Regions from separate parts of the Homo sapiens genome. Here all the other regions are linked to region 3. A link is a loop called in an ENCODE intact Hi-C map of the cell type or tissue named here. Cell type or tissue: GM12878. All regions are shown on one strand. Links, peaks and the distances in the headings refer to the core of each region. The heading gives the core; the rest is flanking DNA.

Evidence for each region. A loop is a pair of places that touch in the nucleus more often than their neighbours do. Peaks named below come from ENCODE experiments on the same cell type or tissue, not always from the same donor. Only the 100,000 strongest peaks of a DNase experiment are listed, where the experiment ranks them.
Region 1: it touches region 3 in a loop (7-fold over the local background); 35 of 110 quality-filtered maps call a loop at or near these places.
Region 2: a loop joins it to region 3, with 10 times the contacts of the local background. A loop is called at or near these places in 43 of 110 quality-filtered maps.

What each region holds. Positions count from the first base shown.
Region 1 is chr1:66,993,649-66,999,473 of GRCh38, forward strand. SLC35D1 (solute carrier family 35 member D1) reads right to left here. Exons shown (of 12, transcript NM_015139.3): 12 at 5,702-5,825. Among named protein-coding and RNA genes, the nearest start is that of SLC35D1, 58 kb to the right of the region's middle. In GM12878, for the core only: a CTCF peak has its summit at 2,580 (motif pointing right); a DNase peak (open chromatin) is centred at 2,593.
Region 2 is chr1:67,497,161-67,502,985 of GRCh38, forward strand. No RefSeq gene overlaps it. Among named protein-coding and RNA genes, the nearest start is that of LINC01702, 22 kb to the right of the region's middle. RefSeq lists an enhancer at 3,126-3,629. In GM12878, for the core only: a CTCF peak has its summit at 3,469 (motif pointing left); a DNase peak (open chromatin) is centred at 3,451.
Region 3 is chr1:67,210,531-67,215,530 of GRCh38, forward strand. All of the region lies in intron 6 of IL23R (interleukin 23 receptor), which reads left to right. Among named protein-coding and RNA genes, the nearest start is that of IL23R, 47 kb to the left of the region's middle. RefSeq lists an enhancer at 4,835-4,974. In GM12878, for the core only: CTCF peaks have their summits at 1,291 (motif pointing left), 2,826 and 4,019 (motif pointing right); DNase peaks (open chromatin) are centred at 4,009, 4,301 and 4,501; H3K4me3 peaks cover 725 bases; H3K27ac peaks cover 1,651 bases.

The sequences.
Region 1 (5,825 bases), core at 375-5,374, 220 kb before region 3:
AGACTGTCTCACAAATACCACTGTCCAACAATGAAACTTTCCCATGCTTGTTTCACCTCTAAAACAACACTAGGACTAACTTTAAAGGATTGTTTAGAGGATTAAAATGTGTCAATACACAAGGTGCTAAAAAAAAATGTGTAGCATGTAAAAATGGCTCAATAAATGTATTTTTACTGTGGTATAGCAGGCACTCTGTTTCTTGCTACACTTCAAATATTACCTTTTTGGAAAACTCTTGGAAACATAAGTTAGTCACCTCAAAGACGTTCCTCCTGCTTTTATACTCGGAAAGCATTGAGGTTAGGTGAAAGTACACCATTATGTTTTGTAAGTGAAAATAATTGGATCAAAACTTACTGGCTTACCTAAAATGCAGGACAATCAGCATTCTTGTAGATCAAAATCAGCTTTAAAAACATTTAGGTTTGCAAGCATGCATGCTTAGATGTTCATTAGGTCATGGGATGGCCATGTCCAGCACTGGACTCTCAGCCCTAGCACAGGTGGGCCATGAGCCCTTCGGGAAAGGTTCCGTTCACCTGACGACTCCGGTGAGATGATTAGTTTCACCGTCAGTGTCACATGGCCATCTTAAGTCTACTTTGTCACTATTAGCGCTGCAGCACCCTGAGAACTGCCAGTTTGATCCAGAGAGAAGCTGAACTCATAATTCTGATGGCTGATGAAAACAATAAGATATTAAGAAATCCAGGCCAGGCACAGTGGCTCATGCCTGTAATCCTAGCAGTCTGGGAGGCCGAGGCGGGTGATCACTTGAGGTCAGGAGTTCGAGACCAGCCTGGCCAACATGATGAAACCCTGTCTCTACTAAAAATACAAAAACTAGCCAGACGTGGTGGCACAAGCCTGTAGCCCCAGCTCCTCGGGAGGCTGAGGCAAGAGAATCACTTGAACTCGGGAGGCAGAGGTTGCAGTGAGCCGAGATCGCGCCACTGCACTCCAGCCTGGGCGACAGAGCGAGACTCTGTCTCAAAAAGAAAAAAAAAAGAAAAAAAATCCAAAGTGATAATGGGTGAAGTCTATTCAGCATCCTACAGTGGATTATTAAATTTTTAAATCTTAGTTGAGGAAACAGGTGTTTCAAATAATGTTCTGGAAACTATCAGGAAACCTGTTTTCAATATAGGCCTCAAGTTTTAATTAAGTATTTAAGGTGGTTTCTTGAAAATAATTAAATAAAATGCTTAATTAAAAAAATGTTCCCAAAGTTAAAATGGTCTCCTGAAGACACACATTTAGGCAAAAAAAGAAAAAAAAAAAAAAAGAAGAAACAACTTTAAAAAAAAGAGAAACAGTCTTATCACCTGTTAATTATAATTCCTAAAATAACTCAAATCCCTTTTCTTTTCTATGTAAAAAGAAACAACTGTACTTTAGGACCTCATCATTCTCACTAGCACAACAGCCTGCTCTATCTGATGCATTCACCTCCAGTTCTGCCCTTCCGTGATCCCCACCTGACAGTCATCCACGCAGCAATCCCAGTGATCCTGTCATAGTGCAAATCTCATCTGTAGTAGTTCAACTTAGTCACGCTGGTAGCCAGTGGGCTAAGTCTAGCTGGCAGATTTTTTGTTTTATTTCAATGCCTTTGAGCAGGTATGTACCCCAAGCCCCACCATTCACTCTAGGCATTCACACCTGGCCCCTGTGAGACATCTGAATTTGCCAACCTCTGACCTACAGTATACAATCCAAATACTGCAGCTGGTGTGATCTTTCTAAAACGCAAATGAGGCCATGCTTCTGCCCTGCTACGCTAAAAAAAAAAAAAAAAAAAAAAAAAAAAAAAAAAAAAAAAAAAAAAAAACAGACCAAAACCTCTGTCTTCATAGAGCTTGAAGTGCTATGGGGATGAAATAAGGGAGAGAAGAGAACATGGTGTGGTGAGGGCAGGGGAGCCTATTTCAGATAGGCTGGTCAAGGAAGACCCACAGAGATGAGGGGACGTACTATAACGAAAGATGCACTCCAATCAAGGAGTGGGACAGAGGCCCTAGAAGGTGGGTGGGCTGTCCCCGCCAGTATTTTCTCAGGCAAATCCTAGTTGTTTTTCAGGAATCAGCTCAAATGCCATTTCTCCAAGGAAACCTTTCCTACCATTCCCAGGTGGAATGAAATTCCTCCTCCCATACATTCATATGCATATCTCAGCTATACTTTCATAATTCTGTCATCATTTGTGAACATTGTCCTCAAAAATATTCACCGAAAAAAATTATCTGAAGGATAAATAGGCAGATATGATAAAGCACTCTTGATGAAACCCTCCTATTTCTTTCTCTAACAACGAGGGATGGTATATGAAATATATTCTTCAGAAAGAAAGGGGTTTTGAAATCAAAGTCCAGGTTTACATTTCTCATGTGAGTGAAGTTGGACAAATTCCTTAGCCTGGCTAAAGCCACCATTTATGCACCAGTAAAGTGCTGGAAGGACCAAATATGAGAAGGCACATTTTAGCCCGAACCCAGTGAAAACACATAGTCGGCCCTCAGTAAATACTGCTTTTCCTTCCTCTTAAACTGCTTTCCATCATTTAGCTGCCAAAAGCAGGTGTTGCCACAAGAGGGCACTTTTAGCACAGCTGGAAAAGCATAGCTGCTTTGCCTTCTCAGATTAAACCAGCCACCATCTCATGCTTAAGCTTTAAATCCACAGTGGGTGAACAATGAATGAAAAATAACATTTGACAAGTATAGAGCGGTGATGAGTTTGGTACTGCCAAGTCTATTACAGACAGACTTAAGAGAAACGAGAACCTAGCATGGTGGCGAAGAGCAAGGGTGTTTGAAGTCAGACTGATGGGGGTTTGAATGCGGGTTCCCTGACCACACCGGGCAAGTGTGCCTCTCTGAGCTTCACCTGTAGATGCCAGGCCTCTAGTAGAGGATGGGTGCTGGCCCCAGTGAACTCAGTCTGGCTTGATGGATGGATGAACCAATGTATACATAGGCCCCAAGTGATGAGAACTGTAGGAAAGAAGAATTGAAGTTACCTGGTAAATGCTGACCCACTGTGGGTACACAATGGCACTAGCTCTGTGCTTTCTCCTCTGAGCAGTGCATCATCTATAGCGTTGCCCAATACTGACAGCCTATGCTTCAAGGAAGCCAAGTGAGACAAGAAGCTATCAAAAAGATGAATTCTAACTTCAACAAATTAGAAAAAAATCAGACTCTAAGAGGGTTTTTTAAAGTTGATTAAAACACATGTGTTAAGGACAATCTCTTCAACAAATGGTGTTGGGAAAATGAAATATCCACATGCAAAAGAATGAAGTTGGACCCTTACTTTACAACATATACAGAAATTCACTCAAAATGTATTCAAGATCTAAATTTAAGACGTAAAATTATAAAACTCACATTGGATTTGGCAGCATATCTTGGATATGCCACCAAAAGCACAGGCAACAAGAGTAGAAGTAAATAACTGGACTACATACAAATTTAGAACTTTGCTGTGCATCAAAGTCAATGGATATAATCAAAGGAGTGAAAAGGTAACCTGTGGAATGACAGAAAGTATTTGCAAATAACATATCTGATAAAGGGGCTGGGCACAGCACCTTACACCTGGAATCTTAGCATTTTGGGAGACCCAGGCAGGCAGATTGCTTGAGCCCAGGAGTTTGAGACCAGCCTGGACAGCAATAGCAAAACCCCGTCTCTACAAAAAAATTAGCTGGGTGTGGTGGTATGCACCTCTACTCCGCTACTCAGGAGGCTAGGGTAGGAGAATTTCTTGAGCCCAGGAAATTGAGGCTGCAGTGAGCTGTGATCATGCCACTGCACTCCAGCCTGGGTGACAGAGTGAGACCCTGTGTTAAAAAAAAAAAAAAAAAATATATATATATATATATAACCCCTTTAGATATAGATATATCTGTGTGTGTATATATATACACACACAGATATAGAGATGTATAAAGATGTATCTGTATATATATGCAGATACCCTATATCTAAAGGGGTTAAATATGTATTTACAACATATACAGAAATCAAAAATATATTCAAGATCTAAAGACATAAAATTACAAAATTCTTAGAAAACAGGAGGAAAGCTGTTAAATATATATATATCCTTAAATATATATATTAATTTAATAATATAAATATTGTTATTTATATATTATATGTTACTGTTAAAAAAATATATATATATCTCCTTAGACATATATATCTAAGGGGGTTAAAATCCAGAATATAAAGAATTCTTACAACTAAACATCACCTCAAGCATATGAAAAGATGCTCAACATCACTAATCATTAGGAAAATACAAATCAAAACCAGAACAAGATTATCATATCACATCCATTAGGACGGCTACAATCTGAAAAACAGAAAATAACAAGTGTTGGTGAGGATGTGGAGAAACTGGAACCCTTGTGCACTCTTGGTGGGATTCTAAAATGGGCCAGCCATAATGGAAAAGTCTAGTGGTTTCTCAAAAAAATTAGAATTACCATATGATACAGCAATTTCACTTCTGAGTATATACCCAAAAGAAAAGTAAGTGGGATCTTGGCTGGGCACAGTGGCTCATGCCTGTAATTCCAACACTTTGGGAGTCGGAGGCAGGTGGATCACCTGAGGTCAGGAGTTCGAGACCAGCCTGACCAACATGATGAAAACCCGTCTCTACTAAAAATATAAAAATTAGATGGGCGTGGTGGTGCATGCCTGTAATCCCAGTCACTCCAGAGGCTAAGGCAGGAGAATCGCTTGAACCCGGGAAGTAGATAGAGGTTGCAGTGAGCCAAGATGGTGCCACTGCACTCCAGCCTGGGCAACAAGAGTGAAACTCCGTCTAAAAAAACACACACAAAAAAGTGGGATCTTGAAAAGTATTTGTACACCCATGTTCATAGCAGGATTATTCACAATAGCCAAGAGGTAGAAGCAACCCAAGTACCCATCAACCAAAGGCTGGATAAACAAAATGGTACACATACAATGGAATATTATTCAGACTTAAGAAGGAAGGAAATTCTGACATATGTTACACAACATGGAATAACATCAAGGGCGTTATGCTATGTGAAATAAGCCAGCCACAAAAAGACAAATATGGTACGATTCCACTTATATAAAATACCTAGTGTAGTCAAATTCATAGAAACATAAAGAATGGTGGTTATCGATGACTGAGGTGAGGGGAAAATGGTGAGTTTCTGTTTAATGGGTATGGAGTTTTAATTTTGCAAGGAAATGTTCTGGAGATTGGTTGAACAACAATGTGAATATATGTAACACTACTAAACTGTATGCTTAAAAATGTCTAAGATGGTATATTTTATGTGTATTTTACCACAATCTTTTTCTTTAAAAAAGGTTTAATATGCTTCTCCCTCTGACACACCTTAATGTGCTTCCACCTCTGCTGAGTCTGCTTGTACCAAAATGCCTCTACTTGATGAGTAAAGCTACTCAGGAGCTTGGAAACCTGATAATGCAGTTGAAATACCCTGAAAACAGAAAGATTAGCACTTCCTTCCTTCTAATTTACCACAAGTATGCCACAAGACACTGGATATTCAGTCATACATACTATTCATAAAAGCATTTGTATATAAAACAGTATTTTCTACATATGGAGTCTCAATCACCTAACAGGATGCCAACCTCTAAAATATGGGCAGACTTCTGGCTCTGGATTAGTCTCTGTATGCAGTTACAAAGGAATTTTAATACTTGTTTTCAGGAAAAAGTATTTATTTTACACCATTACAAAAATATTTAGGCACATAATTTTCATGTTTATGTCACCTGATTTACATACCTCAATTCCTC
Region 2 (5,825 bases), core at 375-5,374, 290 kb after region 3:
GAGAACAGGAATTTGTCTTCTTCATTTTTTTTTTTTTTTTTTGAGATGGAGTCTCGCTCTGTCGCCCAGGCTGGAGTGCAGTGGCGCCATCTCAGCTCACTGCAAGCTCTGCCTCCCAGGCTCATGCCATTCTCCTGCCTCAGCCTCCCGAGTAGCTGGGACTACAGGGGGCATGCTGCCACGCCCGGCTAATTTTTTTGTATTTTTAGTAGAGACGGGGTTTCACTGTGTTAGCCAGGATGGTCTCGATTTCCTGACCTCACGATCTACCCACTTCGGCCTCCCAAAGTGCTGGGATTACAGGCGTGAACCACCGCGCCCAGGTGTCTTCTTCATTTTTTTACCCATGAATGCATTAAGGTAATGTTTACGTACTTTAGAATCAATTAAAAAATCATCAAGTACTAAACAATCACCCAAAATAAATATCTAGTTATGAAGTATGATGGGTGTTGTGAAGAGGACCCTAAGTCACCTGGTGGTAAATGCCATAATAATGGCTAATAATAATAGTCACAGGCACTTGGCAAGTGATCACTGTGCAGCTGTCATCATGCTTCATGTAGATTATCTCATTTAATCTTCAAAGCAATTGGATGAATATTATCTCCACGTAGGGACATATGTCTGACTGCTAAACTTGTACAGCTCATGGTGGGTGGATTTTGACTTTCATCTTTTGGCATTAATGACTGTGTTAGACTGAATAATGTCCCTCCACTCTGTCCACCACCCAGTTCCACATCCTAATTCCTGGAGCCTCTGATATGTTATAATACATAGCAAATGGACTTTGAAGATGTAATTAAGTTGAGGACCTTGAGATGGGGAGATTACCCTGGATTAGTAAGGTGGGTCCAGTGTAATCACAGGGGTCCTTATAAGAGGAAGGCAGCTGAGTCAGAGAAAGAGGGAGAGGTGAGGATGGAAGGGAAGCAGAGGTTGGAGTGATGCACTTTGCAGATGGAGGAAGGGGCCATATGCTAAGAAATGCAGGAGGACTCTAGAAGCCAGAAGAGACAAGGAAATTGATTCTCCCCTAGAGCTTCCATATGAAATATAGCTCTGCCAACAGCTTGACTGTGGCCCCCAAGAACCATATCCATCTTCTGACCTCCAGAACGATAAGATGAATTTGTGATGTAAAGCCATTAAGTTTGTGGCATTTTGTTACAGTGGGAATAAGAAACTGACAAAGCAACTTTTTTGGGGACCTATCTGGCAACAGCTGGATGAAAAGCACCACATCAGAACACCAGGTTTTGTGTAGGAGGGCAAACCCCGTTTGAGAATCGTGTAAAAGATCTCCAGGCTGGGCGCTGTGGCTCATGCTTGTAATCCCAACACTTTGGGAGGCCGAGGTGGGTGGATCATTTGAGGTCAGGAGTTCGAGAACAGCCTGGCCAACATGGTTAAACCCTGTCTCTACTAAAAATACAAAAATTAGCCAGGTGTGGTGGTGCACACCTGCAATCCTAGCTATGCGGGAGGCTGAGACAGAAGAATCGCTTGCACCTGGGGGGTGGAGGTTGCGGTGAGCCAAGATCATGCCACTGCACTCCAGCCTGGGCAAAAGAGCAAGACTCTGGCAATAAAATAAAATAAAATAAAATAAAATAAAAAATCTCCAGCAAGGGGCATGAGTCTGAAAGCAAAAGGAGAATGGGAGGAGATGGGACAGAAGGTGTTGCGAGTGAAGGGACAAGTGGAACCAAACCCATCAGGCCCATGAGGCCCCCGTATGGGCCTGAGTGTGAATGAAGCCTGGAAGTTTGGGCTACAATCAGATCATGGAGCCTGACCTTCAGGCATGTCAGCCTCATTGACCAGGCACTGAAGAATCATTTGAGGGTTTTGAGGAGGACAGTAACTTAATCATGCAGTATTTTATAAAAATTATAGTATCTTCGCAAATTGAGGTGGTGAGATGACAGGGGCAAGGAAACCAGTTCTGAGGCTTTTTCTGAAGTCTGACCGATGTAATCCAAGTCTGAAGCAGGCTGGTGGCAGTGAGAAGGGAGCGGGGGAGAGTCTCCCTTCTATAAATCACACTAAGATAAAAGTTATTTATTTTTATTTTTATTTTTTTGAGACAGAGTCTTGCTCTGTTGCCTAGGCTGGAGTGCAGTGGTGCGATCTTGGCTTACTGCAACCTCTGCCTCCCAGATTCAAGCAATTCTCCTGCCTCATCCTCCTGGGTAGCTGGGATTACAGGCGCCTGCCACCAAGCCCAGCTAATTTTTGTATTTTTAGTAGAGACAGGGTTTCACCATGTTGGCCAGGCTGGTCTTGAACTCCTGATCTCCAGTGATCCGCCTGCCTCAGCCTCCCAAAGTGCTGGGATTACAGGGGTAAGCCACCATCCCTGGCTGAAAGGTTTTTTGTTGTTGCTGAGAGAGTCTCACTCTGACTCCCAGGCTGAAGTGCAGTGGTATGATCATGGCTCACTGCAGCCTCAATTTCCCAGGCTTAAGGGATCCTCCTGCCAAGGTCTACCAAAGTGCTGGGATTAGAGGTGTGAGGCATCACGCCTAGCCTAGATAGACGTTCTCGTACACAGCAGTTCTTCAAGTATGTCCCGGAGTGGTGTCCTTGAGATACTTTCAGGGAATTCTCAAGATTTAACTATTTTTTACTCTTACTCTCTCAGAGTACATAGTGGAGTTTTTCAGAGGTTACCTGACTTGTGAAATTGATAGGGACTCACTGCAAAAGGAAAATTCAGGTCTTTTCTTTCTTTCTTTTTTTCTTTTTTTTGAGATGGAGTCTCACTCTGTCGCCCAGGCTGGAGTGCTGTGGTGCCATCTCGGCTCACTGCAAGCTCCGCCTCCCGGGTTCAAGCGATTCTCCTGCCTCAGCCTTCTGAGTAGCTGGGATTACAGGCACGTGCCGCCACGCCAATTTTTGTATTTTTAGTAAAGACGGGGTTTCACCATATTGGTCAGGCTGATCTCGAACTCCTGACCTCGTGATCCACCTGCCTTGGCCTCCGAAAGTGCTCGGATTACAGGCGTGAGCCACCGCCCCTGGCTTAGGTCTTTTCTATTAAGACACACATTAAAGGGATTTGTAAAAAATGCATTTTTGGGGGGTTTTGGAAATTTTTTTTTTTGCAAAAATACTATTTATGCTAATATTTAATTATTTATTGTTGCTATTTTTAAATGGGTATATGTTTTAAACATTTCTCATTATTAATTTCTAATATGGTAAATATCTATATAACCCATATAAACAATAGCTCTTTGGGATCCTCAATAATAAGAGTATAAAAGAGTCACGAGACCAAAAAGTGTGATACCTACTGTTGGACATAAGTGCATTCACCTGCTGGATGGCGTAAGGGCTGAAGGCTTTTCCCCATGCCCCGCGAAAAGCAATCAGCCAGCCATCCTCACTCGCCCTGGAGGCCACGTAGCCGTGGCGCGTCCCAGGCTCGAGCTCCCTGGCCTGTGCTCAGAGCGCCCTCTACAGGCCAAGAGTGGATCCCACACCATTCTTGCTTGAATCTACTGCTCTGGCTGAACTTTTAGCCCAGGGGGAGTTTGAAGTTCGCGGCTGCCTGGCGCCTTGGAACAGGCGATAGGCAGCATCTACAAGCTTCATTTTCACAGGTGGGGGCTGCGGAATGGGGAAGCATCGTGCTGCAGTGACGAAACCACTAAACTGACCTGAATCTTGGTCCTGGCTCAGTCCACAACTAGGGTGGGGTCCCCTGACCTCCCTGGGTTTCAATTACTCAGGAGGAAACAACCCACAATGAACTAGCCACAAAGATCCTTCTGGCTCTAGCAGCCTATGATTCTAGGTGCTAATTGTCCCCACGTCTTACCTAGAGAAGGGGCTTAGTTCCCTGGCTACTGCCTTTCAGAGCTATCTTTGCTTTCGAGGTTTGGCTCAATAAGAATCTGACTTCAGGATGGGTCTTTGCAGTTATGGAGCTCATGGATTTTGTTCTTTAGCAAGTGCATTTTAAAACACCTTCTCAACACTTCATCGATTTATAAAGCAAATCATAAGAAGCTGGCATTGGCTCAAGCTCTGGGCCAATATATGCATTTTCTTATTTGAGCCACACCACAACCCTATTACCATTATTCCCACTTTACAGAGAGAAAAACAGAGGTCCAAGGAACTTAAGTAACTTGCCAAGATCCCAGAGCAACTGTATAGCAGAACGGGAATTCAAAACCAAGCAGTCTGGTTCCACACCCACAACACTATACCTAGCCCGGATAATAAGAGTTTGCATTTTTTAAGGTTTGCTGTGTCCCTGGAGATTTACATACATTATCTCATTCAATACAGCAATTCTACAAAGTAGGTATTATTATCTCAGGTGTTTTTTTTGTTTGTTTTTAGACGAAGCCTAGCTCTGTCGCCCAGGTTGGAGTGCAGTGGCTCGAGCTTGGCTCACTGCAACCTCTGCCTCCCGGGTTCAAACGATTTTTCTATCTCAGCCTCCTGAGTAGCTGGGACTACAGGTGCCGGTCACCACGCCCGGCTAATTTTTTGTATTTTTAGTACAGACAGGGTTTCACCATGTTGACCAGGCTGGTCTCGAACTCCTGACCTCGTGATCCAACTGCCTCAGCCTGCTAAAGTGCTGGGATTACAGGCGTGAGCCACCATGCCCAGCCTATTATCTCAGTTTTACAAGGAGGACACTTATTCTCACCCAGCTACTGAGTAGAATACTGATTTGAGATTTGACCTCTGGGACTGCAAAGCCTGTGCTGTTCATTATTATTCAGCACCATCTCTGTGCCAGGAAAAGATGAAGAACACCAACTGGGTCTTCAAGAAGCTTATATTATAATCTCCTTATGAGATAATAATGGTGACTGACATTTACTGAGAACTGTTCTAAGCCTTTACACATATGAACTCATTGAATCCTCACAATAACCCAATGAGATACAGATAATTACTATCCCAGTTTGCAAATGAAGAAATCATGGTACAAGGCAGGTGGGGTGCTAAGTAAATCACCTGAAATCCTACATTTGGTAAATGTTAGAGTTGGGATTCAAACCCAGGAAGCCTGGCTCTAATACTTGAGTTTTTAACCACTACATTATGCAAAGAGCAAATAGTTCCTGCAGAGACACAGAGGTCATTGACCAACTGAAAGAAGCTGTCTTCAACAGCTGAAAGAAGCAAGCCTGGTCTGCAGAAAGATCTCAATGTGGGAAGGAAGGTGTCGACCCCTCAGCCCCATTCCTTTTCAGTCCTGGTGTTCCAGCTGCCTATGAGACTGCTACATTTGAAAATTATTCCTTCTCAGCTGGGCATGGTGGCTCATGCCTATAATCCCAGTTCTTTAGGAGGCTGAGGTGGGTGGGTGGGTGGATTGCTTGTGCCAAGGAATTCAGGCTGGGCAACATGGCAAAACCCTGTCTGTACAAAAAATACAAAAAATTAGCCAAGTGTGGTGGCACGCACCTGTAGTCCCAGCTACTCAGAGTCTGAGGTGGAAGGATCACTTGAGCCCAGGAGGTCAAGGCTGCAGTGAGCCATGGTTGTGCCACTGCATGCTAGCCTGGACAGCAGAGCAAGATGCTCTCTCAAAAAAAGAAAAAAGAAAATTGTGCTTTTTCAAGTCTACATGCTAAAAGTGGAATTCAACACATTTCCCCCAATAGTTCTCTAAATGTCTCTTCCTTTCCAATAATGTCATTGTTCTCTCACACTAACAGGACTCAACTCTGATTGATACTTTGTTGGTGCTGAAAGATTCTGAGATGTTGTCCTGTCCAGCATCAGCAAGAAATGGTGATATGATCAATTCATTAATATTTCTGTCACTGTAATAGAAGGAAATG
Region 3 (5,000 bases), core at 1-5,000:
TAGCTCACTGCAGCCACAACCTCTTGGGCTCAAGTGATCCTCCTGCCTTAGCCTCCCAAGTAGCTGGGACTACAGTCACTCATCACTATGCCTGGCTAATTTATTTTTATTTTTATTTTTTTGTAGATTCTTGCCATGTTGCCCAGGCCGGTCTTGAACTAGCCTCAAATAATCCTCCCCCTGGCTTTCTCGTCAGCCTCCCAAAGTGCTAGGATTACAAGCATGAGCCACAGCACCTGGCCTGGCTTTTCTTAATTAACAGTTATGTATCAGCTGTGAAATTACCAGTTTTCAGCGCGTTAAATAAAGTGATATGTATTTAACACTAAAATACATTAAACATAACTTAATTTTTCTTTGGTGCTAAGCATGATTCCAAATCCTTTTGCTGTTTAAGACTGATTCTGAGTATCGGTTTTGCTATAGAGTAATATATCTTAAAAGTATCAAGAAGATGGGGGCAAAACTATACTAATTTTATTATATACCCTAAAAATTACTCATTAAAAGTAAATTCCTTACGTCAACTTGTTTACCTTTGTTCACTCAAATCATAAATGTGAACTTTATGGTTGTTTGCATACACTTAAATGGGATCCACGTTCTGCATCATTTGATTGATAATCAAGTGAAGATCCTGCTGAATTCCTTTTGCATATGCAGAATTTAGATTAAATTTCAAAACAACACAAATACAATTCTCAAGTCCTAGATTCTGAATTAATGGGGTTTTATCCTAATAAGACACCTGGGGTCCTTGTATAGTATCACAGTCATAGAATGATATTAAAGAATACTGAGTTTCTTAGGCTGGGTGCAGTGGCTCATGCCTGTAATCCCAGCACTTTGGGAGGCCAAGGCAGGCGGATCACCTGAGCTCAGGGATTGAAGACCAGACTGGCCATCATGGCAAAACCCCGTCTCTACTGAAAATACAAAAAATTTAGCCAAGCCTGGTGGTGTGTGCCTGTAATCCCAGCTACTCAGAAGGCTGAGGCAAGAGAATCGCTTGAATCTGGGAGGTGGAGGTTGCAATGAGCCAAGATGGAGCCACTGCACTCCAGCCTGGGTGACAGAGTGACTCTGTCTCCAGAGGAAAAAAAAAAAAAGGATACCAAATCCTCTTACTTCATGCAAATAGGAGTATGTAATAGACTAGAAAAAGTGTTTAGAAAATAGAAAGGAATTATATTATCAGTGTCTCTGAATAAGTTTTCAGAAGCCAACTGTTTTCTGGTTGAAACTCTTATTCTCTGCTCCCCCTGGTGGTGCTACATAGGCCATCTTGGTAACAGGTACATTTGAGCTCACTTTTCAAAACCTTCTCTTTATCAGAAGTGGCAAATAGAGTAGAAAGAATATTTGTTATCTCATATGCTCTTCATAACAATCCTTTGTGATAGGTAGTATTAGCTCCATTATATAAATAGGGAAATAGAGTTTGAAAGAAGTCAAGCCAGATTTTTTTGAACTTATACCGTCAGTAACTAAGTGCCTCTCACAGACTCTACATCACTTTAAAGACCAAATAAATATTTAGAAAATGAAAAGACAGGTTTCAATCCAAAGCCACTTCTGTCTCCTCCACCATTATTTTTTTCAGAAAGTTTTTTTAAACTCATGACTCCCTCAGTCAATCTACCACGTTTCCTTTAAACACAACCACTAACACAGAAAAAGTGAATTACCATTTCTATCCAGATCACTCAAGCCAAGTCACTGTAGCCAGAATGAAGCTTTGTTTACATTTGCTACTGTCAATTTCATCTGGGTCATGCATGAAGTGTTGTCTCTGCATGTCTGTAGGAAGACAGGAAAGTCAGAGTCAAGAGGAGTGGGAGGATACCAAAGATTACAGGTCTCTTCTACCACTTTAGCTCCGTGGTGGCATTGCCTCCATTAGATATTGCTGGAGGTGGGGGGTTTACTTCAAAGCGACAGGAAAGCCTTGTGGCCAAGAGCACAGGCTCTAGAGTTCAAAGCCTGGCTCTGCTACTTTCTAGTCATGCAATCTTTTTTTTTTTTTTCCTTTTGAGACAGGGTCTTGCTCTACTGCCCAGGCTGGAGCGCAGTGGCGCAATCTCAGCTCACTGCAGCCTTGACCTCCTGGACTCAAGCAATCCTCCTGCCTCAGTCTCCCAAGTAGCTGACCACAGGAGAGTGCCACCATGCCCAGCTAAATTTTAAAAATTTTTCTGTAGAGACAGGGTTGTGTCATGTTGCCCAGGCTAGTGTCAAGGTCTCTAACTGCTGAGCTCAAGCAACCATCCCGCCTCAGCCTCCCAAAGTGCTGGTATTACAGGCACGAGCCACTGCTCCTGGCTAAGTCATGCAATCTTTCTTTTTCTTTTTTTTTCTTTTTAGACAGAGTCTCACTGTGTTGCCCAGGCTGGAGTGCAGTGGCGTGATCTTGGCTCACTGCAACCTCTGCTTCCCGGGTTCAAGCGATTCTCCTGACTCAGCCTCCCTAGTAGCTGGGATTACAGGCATCGGGCACCACGTCTGGCTTCTTTTTGTATTTTTAGTAGAGATGGGGTTTCACCACGTTGGCCAGGCTGATCCCAAGTGATCTGCCCATCTCGGCCTCCCAAAATGCTGAGATTACAGGTGCGAGCCACTGCGCCCGGCCTAGTCATGCAATCTTGAGCATGTTTCTTATCTTCTCTGTGCCTCGTTATTCCCATACATAACATGGGGATAAGATAAGCCCTTATATCATGTGTTTGTTGTGGGAAAGGGGATCCAATGATGTAAGAAGTTAGCTACAAGCCTGGAATAGTGTAATTGTTCACTAAATGCTAGCTAGTAATGTTACTCTCTAGCCTCTAGGGGAGCCATGCAGCAGGGATAGTAGAGCAAAGGAATCCAACTGAAAGTCACAGTATTGAGGGTGCTTTTCAGCCCCTTTAGCTAAGGTACATACAGACTGTGAAGTATCTAAGGGAATTAGGCTGACGAGGCAAGGAGAATATGTGCCACGCAGCAGTCCATGTTTCAGGCAATGATGGATGGCATATATGATGGTGGTCCCATAAACTTATCATGCAGCTGAAAAATTTCTGTCACCTAGTGATTTATATTACAATTGCCTGCAGGATTCAGTACAGTAACATGCTTTATAGGTTTGTAGCCTAGAAGCAACAGGCTATACCATATAGCCTAGGTGTGTAGTAGGCTATACCACCCAGGTTTGTGTAATTACAATCTATGATGTTCGTACAATGATGAAATCGCTTAATGATGCATTTCTCAGAATGTATCCCTGTCGTTAAGTGACACATGACTCTAGTTATCTCTTGAAAGATGGTTCCAGGTCAAAGCTTCAGATTTTGTCTCTGGAGACACAGCTGCCTCTGGGAGAACATTTACAAACATCTTGCTCCCACCTCATTTACCTCTCTCCCTTCTGAATTCCCTAGAAGTCTAGCTTAGACCAGGTTGGAATATATACAGATTTTAGTAAAGGCTCAGAGATAGCAAGAAGAAAATAAATCTCAGCTGGGAGGGGTGATACAAGCCTATATTCAGCTACCTGAGAGACTGAGGCAGGAAGATCACTTGAGCCAGGGTTTTGAGGCTGTAATGCACTATGATCCCACCAGGGATAGCCACTGCACTGCAGCCGGGGCAATACAGTGAGACCCCCATCTCTATAAAAAGAAAGAAAATAAACATCTCAGAGAAAAACCACCTACTATGTAATCTTGATTACAAAATATAACTAGCTTTTCAAAGTTGGTTTGAGACCTGTCTTTTCATTTTCTAAATATTTATGTGGTCTTTAAAGTGATGTAGAGTCTGTGAGAGGCACTCAGTTACTGATGGTATAAGTTCAAAAAAATCTGGCTTGACCTCTTTCAAACTCTGTTTCCCTATTTATATAATGGAGCTAATACTACCTGTCACAAAGGATTGTTATGAAGACCATATGAGATAACAAATATTCTTTCAGTTCCATTTGCCACTTCTGACAAAGAGAAGGTTTTGAAAAGTGAGCTCAAATGTACCTGTTACCAAGATGGCCTATGTAGCACCACCAGGGGGAGCAGAGAATGAGAGTTTCAACCAGAAAACAGTTGGTTTCTGAAAACTTATTCAGAGACACTGGTAATATAATTCCTTTCTATTTTCTAAACATTTTTCTAGTCTATTACATACTCCTATTTACATGAAATAAGAGGGATTGGTATATCGGCTATCTACTGCTACGATTGAGGGAAGAGAGAGACCCTCTCATATTGTTTTATATTTTTTTATACTCAGTACCTGTTTTAAGAAAAAACAACAAGGAAGTAAAAGCAAAGACAGGCAACCCAGCACCAGGCCCGAAACCAGGACTGGGCCTGCCTGGCCAAAACCCAGTAGTTAAAAATCAACTCATAACTTAGAAAGCGATGTTATTCATAGATTCCAGACATTGTATAGAAGAACATTGTGAAACTCCCTGCCCTGTTTTGTTTCTCTCTGACCACTGGTGCATGCAGCCTCTGTCACGTACCGCCTGCTTGCTCAAATCAATCACGACCCTTTCATGTGAAATCTGTAGTGTTGTGAGCCCTTTAAAAGGACAGAAATTGTGCATTCGGGGAGCTCGGATTTTAAGGCGGTAGATTGCCGATGCTCCCAGCTGAATAAAGCCCTTCCTTCTATAACTCGGTGTCTGAGAGGTTTTGTCTGCGGCTCGTCCTGCTACACAATAATGTGTAACAAACTGCCACAAAAGCTGAAGGGACATATAACAATAAACATTTATTTCTCAATGTCAGTGGGGTCCAGCTGGTCTAAGGTGAGCTTTGCTGGAATTGGGCATGTGTTTGCAGCTCAGCTGGCTCACTCCTATGTCTTTGCATGAGCTCTCCTCTACATGTCTCCTGGTCCTCTTTCTGCCATCAACAGGCTAGCCTGGGCATGTCCTTATGGTGATGGCAGAGGGCAAGAGTACCTAAGGCCCAATCTTTCCAGTGTCTTTCAATCCTCTGCTTATATCAGGCTTACCAATG